Regions from separate parts of the Homo sapiens genome. Here region 1 is linked to region 2. A link is an interaction called in ENCODE POLR2A ChIA-PET data of the cell type or tissue named here. Cell type or tissue: GM12878. All regions are shown on one strand. Each heading gives the region's core, and the rest is flanking DNA. Links, peaks and the distances in the headings are about the cores only.

Evidence for each region. ChIA-PET counts read pairs that join two places held together with the same protein. Peaks named below come from ENCODE experiments on the same cell type or tissue, not always from the same donor. Only the 100,000 strongest peaks of a DNase experiment are listed, where the experiment ranks them.
Region 1: POLR2A ChIA-PET joins it to region 2 with 13 read pairs; 14 of 35 experiments call an interaction of 5 or more read pairs at or near these places.

Annotation. Positions count from the first base shown.
Region 1 is chr16:27,397,355-27,401,742 of GRCh38, forward strand. No RefSeq gene overlaps it. Among named protein-coding and RNA genes, the nearest start is that of IL21R, 2.6 kb to the right of the region's middle. In GM12878, for the core only: no CTCF peak of the experiment used is centred there; a DNase peak (open chromatin) is centred at 1,777; H3K4me3 peaks cover 1,913 bases; H3K27ac peaks cover 3,547 bases.
Region 2 is chr16:27,448,659-27,453,046 of GRCh38, forward strand. It overlaps IL21R (interleukin 21 receptor), which reads left to right. Exons shown (of 9, transcript NM_181078.3): 9 at 1-3,384. The coding sequence ends at 625. It overlaps IL21R-AS1 (IL21R antisense RNA 1), which reads right to left. Exons shown (of 3, transcript NR_037158.1): 2 at 4,085-4,264; 3 at 1-1,148. Among named protein-coding and RNA genes, the nearest start is that of IL21R-AS1, 2.5 kb to the right of the region's middle. RefSeq lists enhancers at 348-587, 850-1,727, 1,388-1,547, 1,568-1,617, 1,958-2,107 and 2 more. In GM12878, for the core only: no CTCF peak of the experiment used is centred there; DNase peaks (open chromatin) are centred at 1,452, 2,381 and 4,143; H3K27ac peaks cover 2,189 bases.

The DNA.
Region 1 (4,388 bases), core at 127-4,126, 51 kb before region 2:
CTTGAACCCAGGAGGTAGAGGTTTCAGTGAGCCAAGATCACACCACTGCACTCCAGTGTGGGAGACAGATCAAGACTCTGTCTAAAAAAAAAATAAAATAAATAAAATTTGGCAAGGGACTTCAATAGACATTACTCCAAACAAGATATGCAAATGACTACCAAGCACATGAAAAGATGCTTACCATCATTAGCCATTAGGGAAATGCAAATCAAAACCACAATGAGATACCACTTCACATCCGCTAGGATGGCTATAATAAAAACCAACAGAAAATACATATTGTCTGCTGGGTGCGGTGGCTCACGCCTGTAATCCCAGCACTTTGGGAGGCCGAGGCGGGCGCATCACGAGGTCAGGAGATCGAGACCATCCTGGCTAACACGGTGAAACCCCGTCTCTACAAAAGAAAATACAAAAAATTAGCCAGGCGTGGTGGCAGGCACCTGTAGTCCCAGCTACTCGGGAAGCTGAGGCAGGAGAATGGCGTGAACCCGGGAGGCGGAGCTTGCAGTGAGCCGAGATCGCGCCACTGCACTCCAGCCTGGGCGACAGACCGAGACTCCATCTCAAAAAAAAAAAAAAAAAGAAAAAAAAAAAAAAGAAAATACATATTGTCAAGGACGTAGAGAAATGGGAACCTTCAGACATTGCTGGTGGGAATATAATACAGGGCAGCTGCTGTGAAAAACAGTTTGTCAGTTTCTTAATAAGTTAAACTTATTTAAAAGTTAATAAGTTAAACTACCTTTAACTCAACAAGTCTCCTTCTGGGTATATATCCAAAAGATTTGAAAATGCATGTCTACACAAAGACTCGCATGCAAGTGTTCATAGCATGCTTGTTTGTAGTAAAGGAAAAAGTGGACATACTCCAAATGTCCATCATCTCATGAAAGGATAAATGAATGTGGCATATCTATGCAATGTAATATTCTTCAGCAATAAAAATCAATTTTTATTTTTTATTTTTTTGAGATGGAGTTTCGCTCTGTCTCCCAGGCTGGAGGGCAGTGGCACTAGCTCTGCTCACTGCAACCTCCACTTCCCGTGTTCAAGCAATTCTCCTGCCTCAGCCTCCTGAGTAGCTAGGGCTACAGGTGCACGTCACCATACCTAACTAATTTTTGTATTTTTAGTAGAACAGGGTTTCACCATGTTGGCCAGGCTGGTCTCAATCTCCCGGCGTGTGCAACCACACCAGGCTAATTATTGTATTTTTTAGTAGAGGCGGGGTTTTACCATGTTGTCCAAGCTGGTCTCGAACTCCTGATCTCAAGTGATCCGCCCACCTTGGCCTCCCAAAGTGTTGAGATTACAGGCATGAGCCACCGCGCCTGGCCTAAAAATGGATTTTTAGATATGTGGTGCCAACACACGCTACAACGTGGTTGAACCCCAAACACGCGATGCTGAAAGAAACTAAACACAAAAGACAACATATTGATATGAGATGCCTAGGAAAAAAAAAAAGCAAAATCAGTAGAGGCATAAAGTAGACGAGTGGCCCTGGGAATGGGAATGGAGATTGACTATAAGCAGGCACAAGGAACCTTTCAGGAGTGATGGGATTGTTTTAAAATTGGATCGTGGTTATAATTGCACAATTCGATAAATTCACTAAAAATCATTGAACTGTACATTTACAGTGGCTTGATTTTATGTTATGTAAAACATAGCTAAATAAAGCTCTTAAAATAAAAATAAAAAAGAGGAAATGGGTTGAGGGAGGGGGTGTGTCAATTATTTTTTCCCAGGAGGCCCCTTGGCTGAAATGCAAATGTGACCACTTCCTCCCCGCTGACCAGCTATCAGCACTGAGGCATGGTTGGAGGGCCGCTGAGATCCTATGGCACCTTCCTTCCAAGGGTATAGAGGCCATACTTATGAGACATTTACAGACCCAGAGGAACCCCTCAAGGGACCACATGTCTATTTCTGAGGGGACTCATGTTTACCCCAGTGGACATGGGCCTGGCAGCTCCAAATGCATCTACTTTTTAAGCACCAAGGGACTGTGACCCCTGCTGATCCCACCCATTCCCCAACTCCTGGCCTGAACTGAAAATGTAAACTGGATTAAGCCACTCTTAAGATGAAACCCTCCAATGATGACTTCCCATTTCCTTTGGAACAATCTACCTTCCTCACCCAAAACCGTGAGGTCCCATGTGGTGTAGATGTGTGATTTCCGTGCCTTCACCTTCTACTATTCCTCCATTTGCTCACTGTATTACGCCATGCTGTTCTCAAGTTCCTGGAGCCAGCCACATTCTTTCCTACCTCAGTGCCTTTGCACTTGCAGATCCTTCTGCCGATAATGTTCTTCCCATGGCTGGGCACTTCTTAGCACCTAGTGTACCCCCAAATGTCACAACCTTGATCTCTCATTGGTTTTCTATGACATTTAGTACAGTTTACATTGAGTTTGTCTGTTACTTCTTTTTGTCTAACTCTCCCTACTAGAATATAGGCTCCATGGGGGCTGTCACTGTGTGTATATTTCTGTGGGCTAGCCCCAGGATGTAGCCAAGCTGCGTGATTTTGGACAAGTCACTTAACCTCTCTGAGCCTGCTCAATAAATATTAGGGGGAGGAAGCAAGGAATGGCTGGGTGGGTGGGTGCAGAGAAGAATGAATGGGTGGATAGGTAGGTGGGTGGGTAGAAAGCAGGTAGATAAAGAAGGCAGGCAGGAGGGAGGGAGGAGAAATTGAATATCCTTGTTTTCATACACACCCCAGAGCAGTGTAGTGAGTTAAGAGTGCGGGCTCTGGAGCCCAAATGACTGAGTTCAAATCCCAACTCTGGCACTCATCAGCTGTGTGACCTTGGACAAGTCACTTAACCTCTCTGAGCCTCAGTTTCCTCATCTGTAAAACAGGGACGATGATGATGATGATGATAACTATCTTCTAGACTCATTCTTTTTCATTTTGGGGATTTTATTTTTGAAGACAGAGTCTTGCTCTGTTGCCCAGGCTTGAGTGCAGCACTACAGTCATAGCTCACTGCAGCCTTCAGCTCCTTGGCTCAAGTGGTCCTCCCACCTCAGCCTCCAGAGTAGCTGGGACTACAGGCGTGCACCACCATGACTGTCTAATTTTTAAATTTTTTTATAGAGACAGGGTCTTGCTATGTTGCCCAGACTGGTCTTGAACTCCTAGCCTCAATCGATCCTCCCACCTCAGCCTCCCAAAATGATGGAATTATAGGTGTGCACCGCTGCACACAGCCTTCTCGAGTATTTCTGAGGTTTAAATGAGAGGGTGCATCTTTAAAGTCCTTAAAACCCTGGCACACAATGAGCTTTCAGCAAATATTAGCTCTTTTTACTGTCTCTTCTCCTGATCTTTCAACCACTACAAATTTCAGTGCATGTTATCAGAGAATTCACCCCGAAGATCAAGAGAAAGAAAAACAAAAGCTGGTGTCTTCCCAAGGTTCGTTCTCCAGAGAACACGACACACTTCGGTAGCTGGGAAGAGCTCTACAGGGCCAGGATCCCTCAAATCAACCACAGGGGAATTTGTACCAAGTTCCTCAAAAACAGCTAGAAAAAAAAAGAAAGAAAGAATAGCAAGACGCTTTCTCTTTTTTCTCTGGAGTGGTCACGAAAGTCAACAGCAAGTTGATTCCCAAAAATGAGTCAGCAGGGAGAGCTACAAATTGCATCTTGTTATCAAAACAGCATAAAATAGCCTCCCCCAACTGTGGGACATTTCATCCTGGTATGGCCCCGTTTTCACAGCCTGGTATAAGCTTAGGAATCAAACACACCCAGGTTCAAATCCCAGCTCTAATTCTTCTTGGCTTGTGTGACGTTTCACTCCTCTGGGCCTCAGTCTCTCCATCTGTAAAATGGGACTAATCTTGTCTGCCTCACACTTTGTGGGATAAAGTGAGATCATGTAGGCACCAAAGTAATTCGAGGTGGTGGTGATGGCAGTGGTAGTGGTGGTGGTGGTAGCGGTGGTGGTGGTAGCAATTCTCTTGCTCTCCTTTGGAGACTGCACTAGGCATTAAGCTTGTTACATTTTGTCTCCTGGTTTCTTGAATGTCTTCCAGAAACATCTGACCCTCTCATGGGCCTCTGGCATGTTAGCAAGATGAAAACTCTCTTGAGAATTTCTTTTCTCTATTTTCTTCTTGAATTCTCATGTGTTAATGTCTGCCCTCTTCCTCATAGCTAGGTGCCCCCATTTGACAGATGGGCAAAGTGAGGCATTCAGAGAGGTGATGTGACGTGCCCAAGGGGTCCTGCTCCCTGGAGCTCTGCAGCAGGAGACTGGATCCAAAGGAAATGGAGGCAGAGAGGCATGGGGGTCAAGCCAGAGCAGAGGGTCCCAAGCTCAGACCCTATTAGGCAGGTAAGGCTCAGGAATAAGAA
Region 2 (4,388 bases), core at 312-4,311:
CACGGAGCTACAAGAACCAGCAGAGCTGGTGGAGTCTGACGGTGTGCCCAAGCCCAGCTTCTGGCCGACAGCCCAGAACTCGGGGGGCTCAGCTTACAGTGAGGAGAGGGATCGGCCATACGGCCTGGTGTCCATTGACACAGTGACTGTGCTAGATGCAGAGGGGCCATGCACCTGGCCCTGCAGCTGTGAGGATGACGGCTACCCAGCCCTGGACCTGGATGCTGGCCTGGAGCCCAGCCCAGGCCTAGAGGACCCACTCTTGGATGCAGGGACCACAGTCCTGTCCTGTGGCTGTGTCTCAGCTGGCAGCCCTGGGCTAGGAGGGCCCCTGGGAAGCCTCCTGGACAGACTAAAGCCACCCCTTGCAGATGGGGAGGACTGGGCTGGGGGACTGCCCTGGGGTGGCCGGTCACCTGGAGGGGTCTCAGAGAGTGAGGCGGGCTCACCCCTGGCCGGCCTGGATATGGACACGTTTGACAGTGGCTTTGTGGGCTCTGACTGCAGCAGCCCTGTGGAGTGTGACTTCACCAGCCCCGGGGACGAAGGACCCCCCCGGAGCTACCTCCGCCAGTGGGTGGTCATTCCTCCGCCACTTTCGAGCCCTGGACCCCAGGCCAGCTAATGAGGCTGACTGGATGTCCAGAGCTGGCCAGGCCACTGGGCCCTGAGCCAGAGACAAGGTCACCTGGGCTGTGATGTGAAGACACCTGCAGCCTTTGGTCTCCTGGATGGGCCTTTGAGCCTGATGTTTACAGTGTCTGTGTGTGTGTGTGCATATGTGTGTGTGTGCATATGCATGTGTGTGTGTGTGTGTGTCTTAGGTGCGCAGTGGCATGTCCACGTGTGTGTGTGATTGCACGTGCCTGTGGGCCTGGGATAATGCCCATGGTACTCCATGCATTCACCTGCCCTGTGCATGTCTGGACTCACGGAGCTCACCCATGTGCACAAGTGTGCACAGTAAACGTGTTTGTGGTCAACAGATGACAACAGCCGTCCTCCCTCCTAGGGTCTTGTGTTGCAAGTTGGTCCACAGCATCTCCGGGGCTTTGTGGGATCAGGGCATTGCCTGTGACTGAGGCGGAGCCCAGCCCTCCAGCGTCTGCCTCCAGGAGCTGCAAGAAGTCCATATTGTTCCTTATCACCTGCCAACAGGAAGCGAAAGGGGATGGAGTGAGCCCATGGTGACCTCGGGAATGGCAATTTTTTGGGCGGCCCCTGGACGAAGGTCTGAATCCCGACTCTGATACCTTCTGGCTGTGCTACCTGAGCCAAGTCGCCTCCCCTCTCTGGGCTAGAGTTTCCTTATCCAGACAGTGGGGAAGGCATGACACACCTGGGGGAAATTGGCGATGTCACCCGTGTACGGTACGCAGCCCAGAGCAGACCCTCAATAAACGTCAGCTTCCTTCCTTCTGCGGCCAGAGCCGAGGCGGGCGGGGGTGAGAACATCAATCGTCAGCGACAGCCTGGGCACCCGCGGGGCCGTCCCGCCTGCAGAGGGCCACTCGGGGGGGTTTCCAGGCTTAAAATCAGTCCGTTTCGTCTCTTGGAAACAGCTCCCCACCAACCAAGATTTCTTTTTCTAACTTCTGCTACTAAGTTTTTAAAAATTCCCTTTATGCACCCAAGAGATATTTATTAAACACCAATTACGTAGCAGGCCATGGCTCATGGGACCCACCCCCCGTGGCACTCATGGAGGGGGCTGCAGGTTGGAACTATGCAGTGTGCTCCGGCCACACATCCTGCTGGGCCCCCTACCCTGCCCCAATTCAATCCTGCCAATAAATCCTGTCTTATTTGTTCATCCTGGAGAATTGAAGGGAGGTCAAGTTGTTTGTCAATGATTTGTCAGAGAACCTGTTGAAATGTGAATTAAGAAGCTAAGAAAATATTTCTTAGCAACATTTTCTTTTTCTTTTTTTTTTTTTTCTTTTGAGACAGAGTCTCACTCTCGTCGCCCAGGCTGGAATGCAGTGGTGCGATCTCGGCTCTCTGCAACCTCTGTCTCCCGGGTTCAAGCGATTTCCTGCGTCAGCCCCAGAGTAGCTGGAATTACAGGCACACACCACCACGCCTGGCTAATTTTTGTATTTTTAGTAGAGCTGGGGCCACCCTGGCCCGGCCCCGTCTTCCTCCCCAAAGGTCAGACTGCAGGCTGCAGGGCTGTGCTGGAGGAGCCAGCTCTAGCTCACCCATGCTTTTGCAACAGGGTCGGGTTGGAAGTCAGCACAGGTCAGTCCTGCGGAAGGTTCCTTCGTGACTCATCTGTGAAGTGGGGTGGTTGGGAGAGGTAGCTGAGAGAATGCATGAGAGTCCTCGGTGCCTGGCAGGAGGCTGGAAGGTTCTAGAACACTGATGGTTATAAGAGTGGGACTGTGAGCCTGGGATCGGGGGGTGTGAGACTTGGATGGGAGCACAAGAGTGGAAACACAGCTTCTGCACGGAGCAGGCGCAGCCCTCAACACCCCGTGCACCTGCACCCTAGGGACTCTTGGGTCCAGATGTGCTGTGGTTTTCACACCTTCTTGGGGGCAACAGGTTCCAGGAGCCACCTGTGGGTGCCACCTGAGCCACAGGCTCCCAGGAAAGCAGCACAGCTCTCCTGCACCCAGAGCTTGCTGGGTGGCGGAGGGGAACACAGATGGTTGGGGAAGGCCTGAGGCCAGATTGGGGGACTCTGGACTGGGGCAGATGAGGCTCCTCAGAATCCCACCTTTGAAGGGAACTCAGCTTATAAACACAGAGGAGCAAAGTTGGAGGGCCGGGCGTAGTGGCTCACACCTGTGATCTCAGCACTTTGGGAGGCCAAGGAAGGTGGATCACTTGAGGCCAGGAGTTCGAGACCAGCCTGGGCAACATAGCAAGGCCCCATCTCTACAAAAATTATTATTTTTTAAAAAAATTAGCCAGGTGTGGTGGTGCTTGCCTATAGTCCCAGCTACTCGGGAGGCTAAGGTGGGAGGATCGCTGGAGCCCAGGAATTTGAGGCTGCAGTGAGCTGTGATTACACCGTTGCACTCCAGCCTGGGTCACAGATCAAGACCCTGTCTCTTAAAAATAAAAGTTGGAGACAAGAGCTGGCTCACCTGAAAGGAGGGATTAGTAGGTAGGAGGGTGGATGGAGGATGGATGGATGTGTGGGTGGATAGGAAGATGGTATTAAGTTGGTGCAAAAGTCTTTGATATTACTCTTAATGGCTTTAATAAAAAGCTTGAAGGAAGAATGATTGGTTGGATAGACAGAGATAAATGCATACTGGAAACAAAGATAAAGATAAAACACAAGTTATACCAGGCCAGCAACTCTATTTTGTTCACTGCCTTTAGTCCCAGCCTGGCACATAGTAGGCACTCAATAAAGCCTGATTTGTAGCATTTGCTTATTTCCATGGTGTAATTTCATGCTCCTGATTTGAGTCTAAACACAGAGTTGGGAAGAGATATGCACAATCTGCCCTCCTGGCTGGTATGAGTGAGTCCCAGCTCACCGATGGTAGCCCAGAGAGAACATCAAGAGGAGTAGGGGGCTTCAGGGAGGAGGTGGTGTTGGTTGGACTTCGAAAAATGAATAGGAGGCTGGGAGTGGTGGCTCATGACTGTAATCCTAGCACTTTGGGAGGCCGAGGCGGGCAGATCATTAGAGGTCAGGAGTTTGAGACCAGCCTGGGCAACGTGGTGAAACCCAGTCTCTACTAAAAATACAAAAATTAGCTGGGTGCGGTGGCGGGTGCCTGTAACCCCAGCTACTCAGGAGGCTGAGGCAGGAGAATCTGAGAGATGGAGGTTGCAGCGAGCAGAGATCACACCACTGCACTCCAGCCTGGGTGACAGAGCGAGACTACGTCTCATAAAAAAAAAAAAAAAGGAAAAATGAATAGGCGTTGTTACATGTACCAGCTATTTGGGGCAGAGGGAAGAGCTTGGACAAAGGCCTGGAGGTACGACCAAGGGTCAGGAGCAAGTGGGACAGGCGCTCCTCGCCCTCCAAAGACCAGGCCAGAATTGCTGACAAGACTCACTGAAGAGGAAGGGGGACCGATAGCAACGTCACTTTCCCAGCTGCCGCATTCCTCACCTTGCCGTCTGCAAGCTCTGAGGGGCAGAGTCATCCGTCTGACAGATGAAATGAAGGCACAGCTCAGGCTGGTGACCTGCCTGAGGTCACACACTGAATGAGTGGTCGGAGCTGGAACCAGAACTCTGGGCTTCTGATGCCACTTTCAGCTCTTTTTCACCTTGCTCTGCTGGAACGTACCTAGATCAAGAGGTGAGGAAGGTTTAGCAGACGCCGTGGGTGCCTGCTGCATCTGCCTGTGCAGCAGTTTGGAGACGTGGCTGACCCCAGCTCTGGGAGTGGCTATGTGAACCAGGCCTGCCCA